Linked DNA regions of Homo sapiens: region 2 is linked to region 1. A link is an interaction called in ENCODE POLR2A ChIA-PET data of the cell type or tissue named here. Cell type or tissue: Panc1. All regions are shown on one strand. Each heading gives the region's core, and the rest is flanking DNA. Links, peaks and the distances in the headings are about the cores only.

Region 1 (10,141 bases), core at 2,967-7,966:
AGGGCCTGGGTCTTTCCTCAATGATGTCGCTGAACTAATGAATTACACAACCTTGGACTTCCTGCTGGTGCAATGATAAACCTATGATTGTTGAAGCTTTCTTGTATTGGGTGGTCTGTTACTTGTAGCCAAAAGCATCTTCAAAGGGCTGTCAACTGTGGTGCTGAGAAGCACTCATATGGTAGATACTAAACCTAAGGCTTCAGAAAGGAATGAAAGACCACAAAGCACATCATCATTTGCCAAAGGAGTCCTGCAGAATACAAAAGGCAAATCAGTGCCTAGGAAGTAACTGTGGCCCTGTCCACCAAATAATGCTTTGCTATGCATTTGCAGCTTCCTTTAAAATTATGTTGTAGCAACAATACTTTGCTTTTGCTGAGAAGTGGAAAGCCACATAGAAATGAGAAGCCAGGCTAGAAACCTGTGCTCAATTTGCCTGACACAGAAATAACCATTAATGGTTCAAATACCCACCAGCATCTGCAATCACCCTCTGAGTGCCCATATGGAACTGAAAAAATGTGAAATTAGCCCAAATGCTCATCAATCAGTAAGTGGATAAAAATGTTTAAGACAGGGGCCGGGCGCGGTGGCTCACACCTGTAATCCCAGCACTTTGGGAGGCTGAGGTAGGCAGATCACCTGAGGTCAGGAGTTGGAGACCAACCTGGCGAACATGGCAAAACCCCGTCTCTACTAAAAATACAAAAATTAGCCAGGCATGGTGGTGGACGCCTGTAAACCCAGCCACTGGGGAGGCTGAGGCAGGAGAATCGCTTGAACCCAGGAGGCGGAGGCTGCAGTGAGCCGAAATCACACCACTGTACTCCAGCCTGGGCAACAAGAGCGAGACCCCATCTCAAAAAAAAAAAAAAAATGTATATGTATATACATACACACACACACACACACACACACACAGAGAGAGAAAATGTTTATGACAGGCCAGGCGCAGTGGCTCACGCCTGTAATCCCAGCACTTTGGGAGGCTGCGGCGGGCAGATCACCTGAGGTGAGGAGTTCGAGACCAACCTGGCCAACGTGGTGAAACCCCATCTCTACTAAAAATAAAAAAAAATTAGCCAGGTGTGGTGGTGGGCACCTGTAATCCCAGCTACTTGGGAGGCTGGGGCAGGAAAATCGCTCGAACCCGGGAAGCAGAGGTTGCAGTGAGCTGAGATTGTGCCATTGCACTCCAGCCTGGGTGAGAAGAGCAAGACTCCATCTCAAAAAAAAAAAAAGTGTTTAAGACAGGACGCTACGTGGAAAGACAGGCACATGCTGGAGAGGCAAGAAGCAGGAATACGGAACCAAAACACCAGCAGACACCAGGTACAGTCAGAGTTCAGAGCAGGAAGAACCTGAGGTTATGATGTATATTAGGGAAAGTAACTTCAGGAGGCTGAAGGAAACCTCCATTCCATCGAATGGCTCACTTCTGCCCCACTGGATCAAGGGCCTCTCCCCTGATCACTTCCCCCTCCATCCCAGACTGCCAATGCCCAATTTCATCCCTTATCAATCCTGGGAAATGAGGCCAGAGACTGGAAGCATCCAAGGCTGGCTGGGTAACTGACAGGCAATATGTGATGCGGAAGGTCAGAGGCCAAACACTCCCCAGACACAGAGCATACTGGTTCCTTGCTGGGAGCTGGGAGTCTAAATCAAAGTTCATACATCTGATTTGTTGATGGGCATCCAAAGAGAAGCTTCGGAATGCTGGCGCCCTGAGTGACAGCACACTATCTTCACAGAATCACGGAGCGTCCTGTTAGGGGCACCCATGCATGCCAGACAGCATGAACTTCCCTAGACTAAAGGAGTTTCATCTAGTTATTCAAAGTCACTTATCAAGTGCTGCTACATCCTGGCCCTGTGCAAAGCACTAGGGTTAAAAAGTGAGATGCAACATGGTTCTTATGCTTACGTCTATCATCAGATAACGATGGCTACCACATGACAGGGATGGGAAAGGAATATTTTAACCAGCGTTGGAAGAGGTAAGGGGAGATGTTCCAGAAGAGGGAATAGTTAAGCTGAGTTTTAGAGGATAAGTCAGTGTTACCACGTTAGGATTTCTCAGATTAGAGTATTTCAATAGTTATGCATTTACATATTAGGAAAAAGATGCCATGAGCACACCAACTCATAACTTCACAGACATTGACTAGTAACACAACGAAATAAAAAATGAAAGCTGAGCCTGGTGGCTCACTCCTGTAATCCCGGCACTTTGGGAGGCCAAGGCAGGAGGATCAGTTGGAGTCAGGAGTTCGAGCCCAGCTGGGCCAATATGGTGAAACCCTGTCTCTACTAAAGATACAAAAAAATTAGCTGGGCGTGGTGGCAAGCGCCTGTAATCACAGCTACTCAGGAGGTTGAGGCAGGAGAATCACTTGAACCTGGGAGGCGGAGGTTGCAATGAGACAAGATCGCACCACTGCACTCCAGCCTGGGTGACAGAGCAAGACTTCGTCTCAAAAGAAAAAAAAAATCATAAAATAAAAATGAAGCCATTTTTAATAAGTAAGTAGATAGAAAGATAGTAAGTAGATAATAACACAAGTAGTGTACAGAGATGGTAAATGTCATGAATGTGGCCCATGAATGATTGACACTGGTGAAACATTGAGCTGAAAAAAGAAGAGGACATGGACCAGAAGAGAGAGAGAATATTCTAGGCAGTAAGAATTGACTCTCCAATGCCTTCTAATAAGGAAGTATATGATTAAGTCATTCATCAAGTATTTATTAAGACCTACATTTTGTTAGGTACTTCTAGGAGCTGCAGAAACAGCAGTGAAAAGACAACATCCTTGCCTTCATAGACAATGCCTTCTAGATAAGGACAAAAGGCCATATTCATTAAATACCAAATAGAGGCAAAGTCACTTAGGGCCATGAGCTGTTTTAGTCTTATAATGCCTGTGTACTGTCTCTTGAAACAGAGCATGGTCTCCATGAGGTCAGGAAACCAAGCCTTCCTGCAGTGCTCACCAGGCAGCTGGTCGGCTGGGCCTCCACTAGGTTGACCCCAGTCCAGTGCTCATCGTCCTCCATCCTTCCTCTCTCCTGCAAGACAAGACCCCCGCCTCCAGGCCAGCCTCCCTCAGCTCTACAGCTCAGGACCACCTTGCCCCATGACGCTCTTCTTCTCCCACAGGACAGTATCTCAGGGATTCACTCAAACACCAAGAATTCAAACTGAAAGGGTATGTGGGGCCTAGAAGATGACCCCATCATCTGCCAGCTTTGAAGAGTGGCAAAATGCCATCCACATGCCAACTTGCAGTGTGCCTCCCCCACTTAATAACTGGTAAAAGAACACCAAAAAGGTAATTTAAAAGCTTTTCTAAAATAACCACAATAATATTATGCACCATTTGTGAGCACTGGTCACAAAGATGGCCCTCTGCTAAGTGGCTCCCATCTCTTCTCTGCCTTAATTCTCTTAATGAGCCTATGCAGCAGGTACTGCTGTTGTCCTTAGCTGGCAATGGAGGAAGCAGGCTTTGAGTGGTGAACTCACCCGGAGGCCACACTGAGCAGTGCCACGGTTCATACATAGGCTCTGTGTGTGCAGAACTCAAACTCCTAACCAGTCTACAGTGACCACAGCTAAACTGTGGGTTATTTCTTATATACTCTAGACATGTCAGGAGGGGAATATGACATGAGGAACCCAGCCATATCATAGGAATTCAGCCCTCACACTCATAAGATCCATTTCACTGGTGAACTCTGAGGAACTTTCCTTCTTTCTTTCTTTTTTTTTCTTTTTCCTAGAAGGAATAGTGCTTTAGTCTTCTGAGCTAAGTCCTCACATTCCATGATGGGCTGTACAAGCAGCAAGATACATTCCTGAACTGCAACCCAGCAAAACTTGGTTACAGGGCGAGGAGGCATATTTGTAGAAGGGATTCAAGCCTCCTAAAAATTCAGCCATTACCTCCACCCATGCTAAGAGGAAATGTCAGCCTGAACCCAAAATATACACAAGGAAATGTGTGGGGGCAGCTCTGCACACGGCTCTCAGCCTCAGCCAGAATTTCTAGATGTGGCCTCGGCATTTTCCCTGAGGGCACACAGAGCCCAGTTCACACAAGCCAGGTCTGCACTGCTCGGACAGACGTGTGTTCCATGAGCCAAAGTGCTGACGGCTGGTCTCACAAGCCAAATGTACCTGGCCAGGCTCTCCCAGGGGCCAGTGTGCTCCTGCACTTGAACTTGGCCTAGTCCCAATTTAAAATAAGCCTTCGACTAAATAGGAAGCAATGCCCTGCCTGCTGTACCTTCTCTGGCAGAAAAACAACTTTCTCTAGGAGACAGTCAGATGTCCAAGTGACATCAGGGCAAAGGTGAAAAATAAACTATTTGATGGATCAGCCGCAGTAGTGTGAGGGTTTGGCAGGGCCAGGAGTGAGGCGCGGTTACGGGGTTCAGTTCAGCCTATGCAGTGGGCTTGATGATGTAGATGTCTTATGCTGCAACAAAGAAGCATCTGAGAGCCGAGTTGGTTTGATCTGCTTCTGCAGGCCTTAGGCCAGCTGTTCCGTGTTGTGTAGAAATACCTGGCGAACTTTGAAAATGTACTACCCCCAGGCTACACCCGCATATCCATTAAACCGGAAGCTCTGGGGGTGGCATCTAGGCATCAATATTTTTTTTAAGCTCTGTGGGAGTTTTCAGTGTGCAGCCAATGTTGAGAAGAGTGCCCCAGACCCCTTGCTACTTAAAGGGTGGCCCATAAACTGCCCAAACCGACGGGTGAAGCGTCACACAGTACCTTGTAGTAGGCAATACCGTCTAGGTCTGCGTAAGCACACTTTATGATGTTTGCACAATGATGAAATCGCCCAACAATGCATTTCACAGAGCAGCTCCCCATCATTAAGCAATGCATGACTGTAAAGATTCCAACTCAGCAGGCCTCGGGTAAGCACCTGAGACTCTGCCTTTTTCTTTTTTCTTTTTTTTAAAAAAAGGATGGGGTTGGCTGGGTGTGGTAGCTCACGCCTGTAATCCCAGCACTTCGGGAGGCCAAGGCAGGCAGATCACAAGGTCAGGAGATCGAGACCATCCTGGCTAACACGGTGAAACTCCATCTCTACTAAAAATACAAAAAAAAAAAAAAAAAAAAAAGCTGGGCATGGTGGCAGGCACCTGTAGTCCCAGCTACTTGGGAGCCTGAGGCAGGAGAATGGCATGAACCCAGGAGGCGGAGCTTGCAGTGAGCCGAGATCACACCACTGCACTCCAGCCTGGGCGACAGAGCAAGATTCTGTCTCAAAAAAAAAAAAAAAAAAAAAAAAAAGATGGGGTTTTGCCATGTTGCCCAGGCTGGTCTCGAACTCCTGAACTCAAGTGATCCTCCAGCCTTGGCCTCCCAAAGTGCTGGATTATAGGTGTGAGCCACCCTGCCCAGCTAAACACAATCATTCTACAAACATTTGTTGAGGGGCTACTATGTGCAGCCCACTGTGCTAAGGACTGGGGACCAGGCACAGTCCCTGCCATTGCAGGGGACTCCTTCCAATAGTGATAGATGTTCCTTGGGTGATACATGTGCCAGCTCTGGTCAAGCATTTCCAGTGCACTATTTCACTGAATCCTCATGAGGTAAGTATTAATTTTATACTCATTTTGCAGGTGAGGAAACTGAGACCTCATGAGACTAATATGACAAATGTCCTACAATGAATAAGCAGCAGATTTGAACCCAGATCTGTCCAGCTCAAAACACCCAATCTCTTCTGCAAATGAGAAAATCTGATTCACCAAACTGTAATACACTTGCCCCTGTCTTAAAATTATTGTCAGGCTACAGAAAGGAACCTCGCTACTCTGGTGGGAGGTAGGGGTACTCCTGGGGAGTGGAAGGGTCGGGAAGGCTTCACAGAACAACGTTTGTCTGAGCCTCTTGAACCAGAATGTGGTCCCATCACAGGCTACAAGTAGAGGGAGGGGCAAGGCAGGCAGAGGGGTCACCCAGAGACATGGGCACATGGGTCTGGCCAACATCTCTCAGCCACACTGGAGTTCCTGCCTCTTATGTCTTTACAGTCTGGGCCTGCTTCTGCACTTACACCTTTCTCCACATTTTTATACCAAAGGAAAAGGGGTTAAGAAGAGAAGACAACAGTCGGGCGCTATAGCTCATGCCTGTAATCCCAGCACTTTGGGAGGCTGAGGCGGGCAGATCACTTGAGGTCAGGAGTTCGAAACCAGCCTGGCCCACATGGTGAAACCCCGTCTGTACTAACAATACAAAACAGTTAGTCAGGTGTGGTGGTGCGTGCCTGTAATCCCAGACACTTGGGAGGATGAGGCAGGAGAGCTGCTTGAACCCAGGAGGTGGAGGTTGCAGTGAGCTAAGATCGGGCCACTGCACTCCAGCCTGGCCAACACAGCAAGACTCCATCTCAAAAAAAAAAAAAAAGGAAGAGAAGACACAAAATGGCCTTTGTTAGACCTTAGAGCCAGTGGCTTTTCAGGACCTTTCCTTCTCAGAAAGGAGCAGGGAAGAGTTACAGCTTTCCTCTTAGACTCAGTCACAGTCCCCAAATGCAGAATGCAAAGAGAGTTTCTTTTTTTTTTTTTTTGAGACAGAGTCTCGCTCTGTTGCCCAGGCTGGAGTGCAATGGCACGATCTCGGCTCACTGCAAGCTCCGCCTCCCAAGTTCAAACGATTCTCCTGTCTCAGCCTCCCGAGCAGCAGGGACTACAGGCGCACGCCACCACGCTTGGCTAATTTTGTATTTTTAGTAGAGACGGAGTTTCGCCTTGTTGGCCAGGCTGGTCTCAAACTCCTGACCTCAGGTGATCCTCCTGCCTTGGCCTCCCAAAGTGCTGGGATTACAGGCGTCAGCCACTGTGCCCAGCCCCAAAGAGTTTCTGAAAGCAAAAGTGTCACCCCAGGAGAGGCAATTTTCTACATTCCATTTTTACAGAATCCTCTCCATTGAAGATAAAATATGAACTAAATGAGAGGTATACACAACACTTCAACAGAAGCCTGGTAGTTCCTAACACATAAGCTTCCCATCTTCTTGAAAAAACAAAACTAAACCCTGCAGTGATCATTAAGTCGTTTTATCTCCCACAAATTTATAGCCCACTTGTAAAGAAACAGAGTTAAGCTGAGTTAAGCTGTAGCCTCTGTGCTTTGTGGCCCTGGCTTTCCTTTGCTTGGCTGACAGCATTTGCAGGAGGGTTGCCGAAAAACCACCAGCAAAAGCCAGTTGGGCCAGTGCTTGCAGCTTCTTTAATTCACCACAATTTGGGAAGTATGTGGATGCTGCTGGGGAGGACAGACTCAGATTAGAGTTCAACAGGAGAACGTTCTGCTGAAACTGGAGTTTTATCTCCTTCCAGCTGAGTGTGTCAGAAGGAGACTATGAATGACTATGAATGCCCAAGCCAGGCATGAGGTGGTACCTCATCTCAAAGGTGAGCTTCGCTGCTACCCAGCCTCAGGTGCCAGAGGAGCATCTGCCCAGCCATCCTTCATAGGTGGCCTGGAAAGGCAGTCTGGTCTGGGGTTGAGACTTAAGCCCAGGCTCGGCACTCACACTCTGCTCCAAATTCTCAGTCTGCCAACTCTGGCCATGTGTATGTTTCAATACCAGCTGCTTCGTCACTTGCCAGGAACAGTCTACTCCTCCAGCTATTATGTTATGGCGTCTGGCAGGCAGGGCCAGATGACTTTTCACCCTGCCCTTTCCTCTAGGGGTTTGGAATGGGCTCACAGCTCAAAATATCATGCCAAAATTGTCGAGGCGGTTTGTCCCATGAGATGTGCTCAGCACAGCCAGGCTCACCACACAGGCGTACTCCCACCCACTAATGTTAGCTTGCAGCCTCTCTGCAGCCGCTCCTGGCAAGAGGTTAACCCCAAAGCCCTAGATTCCACAAGGAAGGGAATGCATTCCCCACGGGTGCCAGATGGCTCCACTTCGCATCCTATACAATATTGCAACACGGAGAGCCACCCCCATTGGGAGGCTGAGGCTACAGGACGAGAAGAAGCATTAGAGGGTAGTGGCACATTCCAACAAATCCAGGCCAGATGTACGTGAACTCTATGAGCCCGTGTGTAAAAACACAGGTACCTACCATTAATCTACCTTAAGAATAGTCTTATCATCATTTAAGTGATGATGGTAATATTAATGATAGTAGCAATAAAAACAGTAACCTCTGGTACCTCAGTGCTTACTGCATGCCAGGTGGGCACTTTGCTAAGCTTTTCACACGTTATTTTTTACATAACTCTCTGTGGTGGACCCTAGCATTATACACATCTTTCAGGCAAGAAACTTAGGGTGGCTAAGGAACTTGCTCGAGGGTAAAGAGTCTAATAGCAGAGCCGTGAGTTAGACGCAGCCACCTGCCTCCAAAGTGCTGTCTGACCTCGTTTTTCAGGACAGGAACCCTCAGACTCACCTGATAGCTAGTTGTGTTGAATTATGTAGCAAACACGTATGCAGCGCCTAAGGTGCCTCATGCAAGGTATCAGGTGCTGGGTAACCAAGAGCCATGCCCTGCAAATCTAACATTCTCCAAGAAACAAGATCATAGCTTATTCTCTTAGCCAGAGGCCAAGACCAGCTCTCTATCAAAATGGCCACAAACATATCCATGCAAACATTTCTAGAAAGACAACCTAGGATCATGATGTCCAACTTCCTGATCCTACAGGGTACATAGCGAGCAGACAGGAGCCCGTGAACAGCTGACTCCTCACGTGTGTGCTGGGCCCTGGGCTGGGAGTCAACAAACCACATCTGTCACTCACCTGCCCCACATCAACCTACCTACCTACCCACCTAACCATTTACCCCAAACCTCTTTCTAGCAGAGGAGCGTGTACCCAGCGTGTCCTGAAAGCCCATCTCAGCTCTTCCCCGGTGAGAGAGCCCTCGGCTTCTCCTTCCAAGTGCCTGGCTTGGGTGCACATTTGCTGGGTGGCTGCTGAGCTGGCTGTGGGGATGGAGTTGCCCAGAAGCCCCCCTGCAGCTCAGGGACCTTGTCCACGAAGTCTCCACTGCAAGCTGACTTTGTGTCGGGTGTGCCGTGTCTCATCTCATCTTCTCCCCACTGTAACCCTCCTTTACCCCCAGGAGACATTGTCAGCCCCATTTACCTGCAAAGAAGCTGAGGCTTGGGGCAGTCCTAATAGCACCCAGCATCACCCCTCCAGTGGGAGCCAGGATTTAAACTCCGGCCGCCTACCAACCCTAGCCTCCAGCTTGATCTCATCCTCAGCCTCATTTCTCCTCCCTCCTACTCCCAGGGCCCTCCCCGTCCCCTGGGGCCACTTCAGAGCCCCGCTCTTCTCCCACCGAGTGTACTCCTGGCCTGAAAACTGAGTGCTGACCCAAATCCACTGTGCATTGGGGTCCTTGCTAGGCGCACCCTGCCCTCTCTCGGGACATAGACTCCCTTCCCCTGAGTTTCTTCTTCTTTCTTCTTTTCTCCTCCTTCTCCTCCTCCAACTCTTCTTCTTTTTCTTCTTCCTCCTTTTCTTTGAGACAGTACCTCACTCTGTCACCCAGGCTGTACCCAGGAGTACAGTGGTATGACCTTGGCTCACTGCAGCCTCGACCTCCTGGGCTCAAGCGATCCTCCCACCTCAGCCTCCTGAATAGCTGGGACCACAGGCATGTACCACCACACCACGCTAATTTTTCTTTTTCTTTTTGTAGAGATGGAGTCTCACTATGTTGCCCAAGCTGGTCTCTAACTCCTGGGCTCAAGCAATCCTCCCACCTCAGCCTCTCAAAGTGCTGAGATTATAGGCATGAGCCACCGTGCCCAGCAACCAGGCAAGTTTTTATTCCTAAACACCCTCGGCCAGGCTTGCAAAAGGAAAGGGCATTAAGAGCATCAGTAACTAGACCTGTTCCAGTGCCTTCCCTGGAAAAAGAAACACTTTCACAGTCTACATCTGAGTCATCAGGCTGCTAAAATATTTAACACTGGACTAACAGGCATTAAGAAAGCAGAGAAGAAAGAAGGGGCTGAGATGCTGTAAGCTGGGGCCTGTTCCTCATCCTGCCAGGTTTTCGGGACAAGAACAGTGCAGAGACATCAGTGGAAAAACCACATGTCTGCCCATTTGGGCTCCCTCCCAGTC
Region 2 (10,141 bases), core at 3,377-8,376, 200 kb after region 1:
GCTAGCTTGCATTTCCATTTTAATTTAAAAAATATTACAAATCTATTCCCTTGGACTTAATTAGAAATTATGTAGGTCTCCTAAACTCTATTTAAATCACCTGGGACTAATCAGGAATTCTTGAGTTGCTTTGAACCTCTGTGGGTGCAGGGTTGGTATAGTGTACTGATTTTACACTGATGATCTATTTTCATTCTGTTGAAGCAATTTATTGACCTGGGAGATCTGTATCCCCTAATATGCTGAAATCCTACTTTTTTTTCTCTCTCTTGGAGACAGAGTCTCGCTGTGTTGCTTAGGCCTGGAGTGCAGTGGTGTGATCTTGGTTTGCTGCAGCGTCTACCTCCTGGGTTTGAGCGATTCTCCTGCCTCAGGTTCCCAAGTAGCTGGGACTACAGGTGCACGCCGACACTCCCGGCTGATTTTTTTGTATTTTTAGTAGAGACAGGGTTTCACCATGTTGGCCAGGTTGGTCTCAAAACTCCTGACCTCAGGTGATCCGCCCGTCTCGGCCTTCCAAAGTGCTGGGATTACAGGCGTGAGCCACTGAGCCCCGCCTGAAATCCTACTTTCCACTGTAGTAACGTAGTATTTATAAATGTAGAGCAAAACAATCATGAGAAGACTTACCCAGCCCAGTGACTTAATTAGTGTAAAGACGATACAGGTAGTCAGTCCTTCATAAAAATGCTGAAAATGTGTGTTTCTTAGTTCATGTTAGTTTTAAATTTGCTTATAAATTTATAACTTCTGTAAGGAATGTAATTTTCAGTATAGAAAATGGAAGGTTTTGAAAATTACTATTTATGGAATGTTTATATAGGTAAAACATTATTTTAGATGTTGGTAATACAAATAATAGCTAATAATAATAGTTAACCCTAATTGAATGGCAGTTAATTTTTTATGAGCTGCACAGGTATTAACTCATTTAATCCTCACAGGAACTCTATAGGTAGGACTGGTTTTTGTTTTTCTTGTACAGACAGGGAAACGTGCCCAAGGTCAGCTAGCCAAGTGACAGAGCCTCGTCCATGACCTCAGGCAGCTTGTGTCAGACAGAGTGTGTGTGCTCAGAGCAAATTTGAGAAAAGACACAGTCTGTAGTCCAAGAAAAGTAATTCTGTTGGTCAGTAGAGTAATAGTTATAGAAATGGTCTTTTGTTACCTGGTTCAGACTTAACTTAGGCTTATTTAAAGTCATTTTTTAATAAGTAAACTTTATTTTTAGTTAGAAAACATGTTAATGAAGTTGTGATACAGTCTGAACTGTTTGTGAACTCACTATTTTCTCATCAGATTGGTTTTCATTTGATCAGCTTATGGTCTCAGGCAAGCCCTTTAACCACTCTAGGTTTTGATTTTCTTCTCTTTAAAAACTGAATTTGCTAGTTTTATAAACCTTTTTTTTTTTTGCTGACTTTGATATGGTTTGTGAGTACCCTGTTTTGGGATTTTTTTTTTTTTTTTTTTTTTTGAGACGGAGTCTCGCTCTGTCACCCAGGCTGGAGTGCAGTGGCGCAGTCTCAGCTCACTGCAACCTCCACCTACTGGGTTCAAGCAATTCTCCTGCCTCAGCCTCCCAAGTAGCTGGGACTACAGGCGTGCGCCACCATGCCTGCTTCATTTTTTTAATATTTAGTAGAGACAGGGTTTCACCGTGTTAGCCAGGTTGGTCTCAATCTCCTGACCTCGTGATCTGCCTGCCTCGGCCTCCCAAAGTGCTGGGATTACAGGCATGAGCCACTGCACCGGGCTGTTTTGGGATCTTAAACACCTTATTTCTTTAATATCTTCTAAAAAATTACTAGCATAATGTTCATTGTTGGAAAATTCGGCCAGGTGCGGTGGCTCACGCCCGTAATCCTAGCACTTTGGGAGGCCAAGGCAGGTGGATCACGAGGTCAGGAGTTCAAGACCAGCCTGACCAGCATGGTGAAACTCCGTCTCTACTGAAAATACAAAAAATTAGCCAGGCATGGTGGCACACACCTGTATTCCCAGCTACTCTGGAGGCTGAGGCAGGAGAATTGCTCGAATGGTCCGGTAGGCAGAGGTTGCAGTGAGCTCAGATGGCGCCACTGCACTCCAGCCTGGGTGACAGAGCGAGACTCTGTCTCAAAAAAAAAAAAGAAAATTTGGAGAAAAGAGAACACTACAAAGAAAGGTAAATCCTGTCTCTGTTTCTGAAACAAAGTAAAATGACTGTTACCATGGTGTCTCCTTTCCAGGTTTTTTTCTAAGTATTTTTATTTAGTTTATAATAGTAAAAATTTTTTTATTTTAAAGGGATGTCAGTTTGATATTTGGTCTGTTAATTAGAACAAAACTCTGATTAACTACAGCTGAACTAATGAGACCCAAATACCTGCAGTATTTGGAGAAAGACACAGATACCTTCAACTAAGCAAGGATTCCTTTTTTGTTTTTTGAGACAGAGTCTCACTCTGTCGCCCAGGCTGGAGTGCAGTGGTGCCATCTCAGCTCAGCACAACCTCTGCCTCCTGGGTTCAAGTGATTCTAATGCCTCAGCCTCCTGAGTAGCTGGGATTACAGGTGTGTGCTACCACACCTGGCTGATTTTTGTATTTTTAGTAGAAATGGGGTTTCACCATGTTGACCAGGCTGGTCTCGAACTCTCAACCTCAGGTGATCTGCCCGCCTTAGCCCCCCAAAGTGCTAGAATTCCAGGTGCACAAGGATTCTTTTAATTTAAAAAAACCTGTCAGTGTTTGCGCTGGGATCAGTATTCCTTTATACCTGGTTCCTAAGTATTTATGTTACCAGTGCTTTCAGAGAAATGTCCCTCAGAAATGTTGGGCAGAGATAGCAGTGTCCTTTTAATGCAGCAGGTACTTTGATTTGATTGTGTTCTTCCTCACAAAGGCAGAGAAGTGGATGAATGTTTTTTTTTAAAAAAAGATATTTGGGCCGGGCCTGGTGGCTCATTCCTGTAATCCCAGCACTTAGGGAGGCCAAGGTGGGTGAATCACGAGGTCAGGAGTTTGAGACCAGTCTGTCCAAGGGAGTTTGAGACCAGTCTGGCCAACATGGTGAAACTCCATCTCTACTGAAAATACAAAAATTAGCCAGGCACGGTGGCACACACCTGTAGTCCCAGCTACTCGGGAGGTTGAGGCAGGAGAATTGCTTGAACCTGGGAGGCGGAGGTTGCAGTGAGCTGAGATCATGCCATTGCACTCCAGCCTGGGTGACAGAGCGAGACTCTGTCTCAAAAAAAAGAAAAAAAAGATTTTCAGCAGTAAGAGCCACCTTGGAAAGTTTCTGTGCTATTTACTTTCTCTAGCAACTCCCACTTCTAAGGTAGAATTTTAGATCCACTTACAGCTCTGTATCAGGATCCTCTGAAACATCTACCCCAAAGCTAGCCTAACCATTGAAACTCTTTGGACTTACACTGTAGAATCTTTGAGACATGTGAAAAAACTTTTCTAGAACCAAATGTGATTGGTCTAATATTTTAAAATTCTTTTTAGGCAAAGGGGCTGATTTGAGTAAGCCTCCATGTCGAAAAGCAAAGGAAATCCGGAAAGAAAGGAAAAGGTTAAAACTAATGCAGCAGAACCCAGCTGGAGAACTTGAGGGTTTCCAGGCTCAAGGTCACCCACCATCTTTGTTTCCACCAAAGGCTAAATCCAACCAGCCAAAATCACTCGAAGATTTAATTTTTGAGTCTTTACCAGAGAATGCATCACACAAGTTAGAGGTACTTTGGAGGACTTTTGTTGTTTGTTTTATTATGATTTTTTTTTGTTTGGGCATATCGTTTATTTTTATTTGAAGTTCTAATTAGTTGATGTTTGCTAGTTAAATAATGAGAATTTAAAAGAAATTAAAGAGAACTGGGAAGAAGTAACATTTGTATTTACTAAGTTAACTGCTGTTTGAGGGAAACTCCTTTTTTTTTAAAAGACTTTTTGAGAATACATAGTTGGCCACCAAACTTGTGAAAACAGTGTCAATTTTAGCATGCTACCTTGATTGAAATTTAATAGTTAAAATGAAAGAAATACTCTTTAAAATTGTGTTTTTAGCAGTTTTGGTTTAGATAGTGAAAGACAATAGATTACACAAGGCAAATCACTATTTCATCCATTATAATATTCTGATCTTGGTAAAGACAGCAAATGGTGTCATATACATAAGCCAGCAGTTAGGAATTATCTAAATAGGGCTAAATTGTACTGCTGAAATCCTCTCTCATTAGTGCCAAAACCACTTTGGGCATAATATGAATACTTTTAGAGCCAAATTCCTCCATTTTTCCAAATTTATTTTCGTTTCTAGATCAGATCAAGATTTCTCAGTATTAGTTTCTCATATATAAAATTCAAAAACAAGGGCTGGATGTGGTGGCTCACACCTGTAATCCTAGCACTTTGGTAGGCCGAGGCAGGTGGATCTCTTGAGGTCTGGTGTTTGAGATCAGCTTGGCCAACACAGTGAAACCCCGTCTCTACTAAAATATAAAAATTGGCCAGGCGTGGTGGCGTGCACCTGTAATCCCAACTCCTAGAGAGGCTGAGACACCAGAATTGCTTGAACCCAGGAGGTGGAGGTTGTAGCGAGCTGAGATCACACCACTGCACTCCAGCCTGCGTGACAGAGCAAAAGACTGTCTCAAAAAAATTCAAAAACATTAGCCATAATGATTTTTATCTTATTCTCATATGTGATTAGTAACTGGTCAGCCTTTGAATTTTGTAGCTTACTATCATCTAAAAATATCACTTATCACTGAAGTCCTGATAATAAAAATTAACTTTCATGCATTCTAAGCCTTAATTCAGTATATGTATTATCAGACGTAGAATTTAGCTTTTTTTTTTGAGACGGAGTTTCACTCTTGTTGCCTAGGCTGGAGTGCAATGGCGCGATCTCGGCTCACTGCAACCTCTGCCTCCTGGGTTCAAGCGATTCTCCTGTCTCAGCCTTCTGAGTAGCTGGGATTACAAGTGCCCACCACTACGCCCGGCTAATTTCTGATATTTTTAATAGAGACAGGGTTTCACCATGTCAGCCAGGCTGGTCACGAACTCCTGACCTCAGGTGATCACCCGCCTCGGCCTCCCAAAGTGCTGGGATTAGAGGTGTGAGCTACCTTGCCTGGCCAGATTTTAGCTTTTATAACTCCTTGGCTACTCTGATTTGGATACAGATTTTTTTGTCCTTCCAAAATTGTAAACAGAGTTGAATACACTACTTAAAATATTTTACAAGGTGTCTTTTATCTTTGATCATAAATAGTAATGTATTCAGGAGGCCAAGCACGCTTAACATAACAGTTCTCCAGTGGTTACTTGTACTTTTTGAATGTAATGATACTCAGGATGTATAGAGATCTTTTACCACTGGGTGTCGCTCTTTCTTCATAGAATTACGTCTCACGGCACACATGTCCAGTTTCCAGCTGTTTTCATTGCATTGCATTTGACTGTTTTACTGTTCTGTTTTGCTAATACATTTTAAGTGGCTAGTAAATAATGTTAAAGTAAATGTTAGCCATTACTGCGTGCAATTACTGTTTTAAACTTATCCTTATTTTACAAGGTTACTTGACCAAGATGGTGACATTGTAAGATTTGAACAAAGGAAATGTGACTTCAGAGTCATGGTTGTTAACTATGCTATGAAGTAGGAAAACTTTATGAGGTCTTTTTAACTCAAACAGTCAAGTTTTAAGTTGAGGGTTAGCAATGATGAATGAGTGGCCAAAAAATGTATTCATATTTTTAGTCTTTCTTAGAATTACTGGTAGTTGTGCACAACTAGAGGGTATTTATTTGTGTGTGTATGTGTCGTGTGTGTACGAGTGCTGGAAATACTCTGCCAGTTTACAGTAGAGGCAGGCTTACATAATTCAGTCATGAAAGCTGAGGCTTATAGTTTAGAGGGGATCGTCCTCTTCTTAATGAGTCTGTAAGTTACAAAAATAACTTTTTTCTTTATTTACTAACTGGTTGGTTTTTAATATTAAAATATTTAGGTGCTTTAATAATTGTTGAAACTTGGTTTCTTGGATGGGAGTTACTCTTAATGCATATTCCACAGAATGAATAAATGAATGAATTAGTAAACTTGTTTTTTTAACTGCTTCTGAAGGTGAGGGTGGTGAGATCATCTCCACCAAGTTCGCAGTTCAAAGCCACACTTCTGGAGTCTTACCAGGTCTATAAACGTTACCAGATGGTTATTCACAAGAACCCACCTGATACGCCAACCGAAAGCCAGGTCAGCAGGCCAAGTGTAATTTTCCTGTGCAAACAGAGCTTTCCCTTCCACTTAATATCATTTAATGAAATCTTGGTTTATTTGTGCTACATTTTATTTGTGTTCAATTTGCAGCATATCTGCAAAGACCTAAGACTGAATTAATGGACATTCTGAAAGTGCAAATTTTACCTAGTGCCATGTTAAGTACCAGCCATGTATAATTTCAGAGTCAAAGTAACATGTAAAATTATTTAAAGTCACTATTTTAGATGCATTTATCTAAAAGATAGTAATAGAGCTCTAAATTAAAATACCTGTGAGGAAAACTCAGGAAACTATATTTTTATGGTAGATACGTACTTTGCCTAACATGATTTTAATGCTTTATCTGTATTTGAAAGATGTATGTAGGAATAATTGATCCCAGTTAAATTATTCTTTATTAATGTGCTACCCTTGCACAATTGAGTGGGACTAAAAAAGGAAGATAGTAGAACATTTTAATAGAAGAACTCATATGCTAATAATTTTGTAAGTTAAATGACCCAAGAAAAATCTGTAAAGGAAAAAAGCTTAAAACACTTAGTATAAGTAGAGGTGGCAAAAGTAGCGATCATCACCATGATTAACAACAATATTGACTCTAGTTTATGCAGAAAACTACAATTAGTGGAGAGAGAGAAAAAAAAAAGAACAAATTGTTGGCTCTTATGAGGTTGAGATTTTCATAAGTTTTAGTACAGTTAGCACTTCGGTCTCTGCACCCGTCTGCCTCGTCTAAGGTTTCTTTTCATGACAAATTCGAGTTCGAGCTTTGGCGTGGATTTGTGGAGATCTTACTGTAGCCTCACCTTCAGAAGCATATCATCAGAGATGTTTCAATAGCATTTGCTTGTATTTTCCTTGCTCTGAAGGTGAGGTTAGTACCTGTCTCCTTTGAGGACCCAGAGTTCAAGTCGTCTTTCAGCCAGTCCTTTTCTTTGTATGTCAAGTATCAAGTGGCCATACACCAGGATCCACCCGATGAATGTGGGAAGACTGAGGTATTGTTAACTGTTGTTTTCTGTGTTGATAAGGTTGTCTGGGAAGAAGTATAATATATACCATTTTCTTGTCAGGTGGAGCTGATGACCCTTTCAGTGTGTATTACTGAACTTCTGTGAACACTCACATGACTCATACATGTGAGCATTTTAAATCCTTAGAAAAAAGGATTGCAAATTCAGGATGCGTTCTTAGTGTTTTCTCTAGGAACCTGAAAGTAGTGGTTTATAAGGTCAGTCATCCACTCTAGGTCAACAGTCATTTACTGAGTGCCCATCGTGTGCCAGACTGTGCACCACAGAACAAAAGGAGTCTCTGTCTTCAAGAAATTGATAATCAAATGGGAAAGACAGACCAATAAGCAAAAATACCTTAACAACAAGTGAATTAGAAAGAAATACCTACACCTAACCTACCGAACATCATAGCTTAGCCTCGCCTGCTTTACACATTCTCAGAACACTTATAATCTGCAGTTAAGCAGAATCATCTAACACAAAGCCTATTTTATAATAAAATGTTGAATATCTCATGTAATTTATTGAATACTGTACTGAAAGTGAAAAACGGAATCGTTTTCCATCATTGTAAAGTTGAAAAAGCATAAGTCCAACCATTATAAGTTGGGGACCTTCTGTTAGATATAATATGGTTTAACGGGCGTTTATTGAGGGTCTGTCTTTGTCAGTCTTGGGATATTGAAATGAATGAGATGGCATCGTTGTCACAGTAGAACCATGGTATGTTGGAAGAAAGAGGCCAACAGATGCAGAAGAATTAGAGTTTTGATTTTTTGACTGCTTTTGTTTTTTTAATGACACGATGTGTAAGCTAAAAAGAGAGGGTTAATACAACAGGAGTTAATGCTGCATGTTCCCTGAGAAAGGGCTCACTTCCCAGATCCCCCAGAGTCTTCTGGTTAAAGTGTCATTTGCAGACCTGCAGCATCAGCAGTACCTGGAACACAGACTCTCAGTCCTATTCATTCAACATCTACTTTTTTTTTTTTTTTTTTGAGACGGAGTCTTGCTCTGTTGCCAGGCTGGAGTGCAGTGGCGCAATCTCTGCTCACTGCAACCTCCACCTCCCGGGTTCAAGCGATTCTCCTGCCTCAGCCTCCTGAGTAGCTGGGACTACAGGCGCGTGCCACCACAGCCGTCTAATTTTTATATTTTTAGTAGAGATAGGGTTTCACCATGTTGGCTAGGTTGGTCTTGATCTCTTGATCTTGTGGTCTTCCTCCTTGGCCTCCCAGAGTGCTGGGATTACAGGCATGAGCCACCGGGTCCGGCCAGAATCTACATCTTAAACTGGGTTTCCAAAGGATTCAGATGCACATTTCAGTTTTGAGAGGCTATGTCCTAGGTTCCCTGTTGATCCATGCCACTGTGGGTGATAGCATTTGCAGATAGTAAGGATTCTGCTAGGCCTAGGAAGCTTCCTTTGATATTCTCAGGGGGTCTTTTTGCTTTCTGAACTTTCCTCCTTCCTAGTGCTCTGGAGATGATGCCTTTCTACCTCCCTGCTTAGCAGGTAGGAATAGTTGGACAAAATGTTTCTGTGGCCCGGTGTATTTATTCAAGACTTCCCCAGGAGCTTCTCCTAGTAGGCTTCAGGCCTCTGGGAAGTCCCTTTATGCAGACTTAGAGCAGCACTAAAGGCATTCATAGTCTGAATTGGGGTGGTAGACAGGTATGCAATTCCAGTGCCTTTAGAATTAGCCATTGGATTAGTAGGGACAGCCAGCTTAGTGTGAAACTGGAGGTTAGAGAGGTTTTTCTGAGGGAAGTGACATTTGAGCCAAGTCTGGAAAGATGAGTAGGTGTTTGCCAGGACAAAAAGGGAGAAAGGTGTTCTGGGCAGCAGGACTAGCAAAATGCAGAGGTGTGGAGGGTAAAATTGTATGCCATTTTGAGGAACTACTATTAATACTTAGTTTAGTATGGCCAGAACATAGAGTACCTGTTAGGAGGTAATAGGGGATGAGGCTTTTTTTTTTTTTTTTTTTTTTTTTTTGAGACAAAGTCTTGCTCTGTCTCCCAGGCTGGAGTGCAGTGGCGTGATCTTGGCTCACTGAGCCTGGGCTCACTGCAGCCTTTGCCTCCCGGGTTCAAGCAGTTCTTCTGCCTCAGACCCCTGCGTCTCTGGGATTACAGGTGTGTGCCACCATGCCCAGCTAATTTTTGTATTTTTAGTAGAGACAGGGTTTCACCATGTTGGCCAGGCTGGTCTTGAACTCCTGACTTCAGGTGATCCACCCACCTTGGCCTCCCAAAGTGCTGGGATTACAGGTGTGGACTACTGTGCCCGACCAAGGGATGAGGCTTTTTGGAGGTTTAGGTAGGAGCCAGATTTTTAAAAAAATAATATTTTAGAAATACTTAAACTGCGACATACCTATCAGCAGTCTTCAACTAGCCTCAACATGCTGCCATTCTTGTTTAATCTATCTCTCCATACTTTTTTGTTGTTATTTTGCTGTACTATTTTATACCAAATCTCAGACATATCATTTTATAATTAAGTCCTTCAGTATGTATCTTAACTGACTTAAAATGTGGGATGATCAGATACGTGCCTCCTAATGTAATCCAGTAAGAAGTATAAACCACCACCTGTGGAATGTTCTTGCTAAAGAAATTGAATCTGGATCTATCCAAGCTTCTAGATCTACTGACCAGTTCACAGGAAATATGAGGGGTAAAGGAATACGTTAAAATGACACTTGGGCACTTAGATAAATTACCTAGTTTCTTTAAATAAATTAATAAAGAAGCACTTAAAAAGGGAACTCTATTCTTAGATTAAAAGTTATTAATATAGACATCAAAAAATATATAACTACAGTACCATTATTACACCC

What was found. ChIA-PET counts read pairs that join two places held together with the same protein. Peaks named below come from ENCODE experiments on the same cell type or tissue, not always from the same donor. Only the 100,000 strongest peaks of a DNase experiment are listed, where the experiment ranks them.
Region 2: POLR2A ChIA-PET joins it to region 1 with 6 read pairs; 1 of 35 experiments calls an interaction of 5 or more read pairs at or near these places.

Annotation. Positions count from the first base shown.
Region 1 is chr10:122,096,728-122,106,868 of GRCh38, reverse strand. The region is part of intron 5 of TACC2 (transforming acidic coiled-coil containing protein 2); the gene reads right to left. Among named protein-coding and RNA genes, the nearest start is that of TACC2, 110 kb to the right of the region's middle. In Panc1, for the core only: no CTCF peak of the experiment used is centred there; a DNase peak (open chromatin) is centred at 4,848; H3K4me3 peaks cover 525 bases; H3K27ac peaks cover 4,898 bases.
Region 2 is chr10:121,895,977-121,906,117 of GRCh38, reverse strand. It overlaps ATE1 (arginyltransferase 1), which reads left to right. Exons shown (of 12, transcript NM_001001976.3): 6 at 3,498-3,727; 7 at 6,124-6,252. Among named protein-coding and RNA genes, the nearest start is that of ATE1, 27 kb to the left of the region's middle. In Panc1, for the core only: a CTCF peak has its summit at 5,364 (motif pointing right); a DNase peak (open chromatin) is centred at 5,387.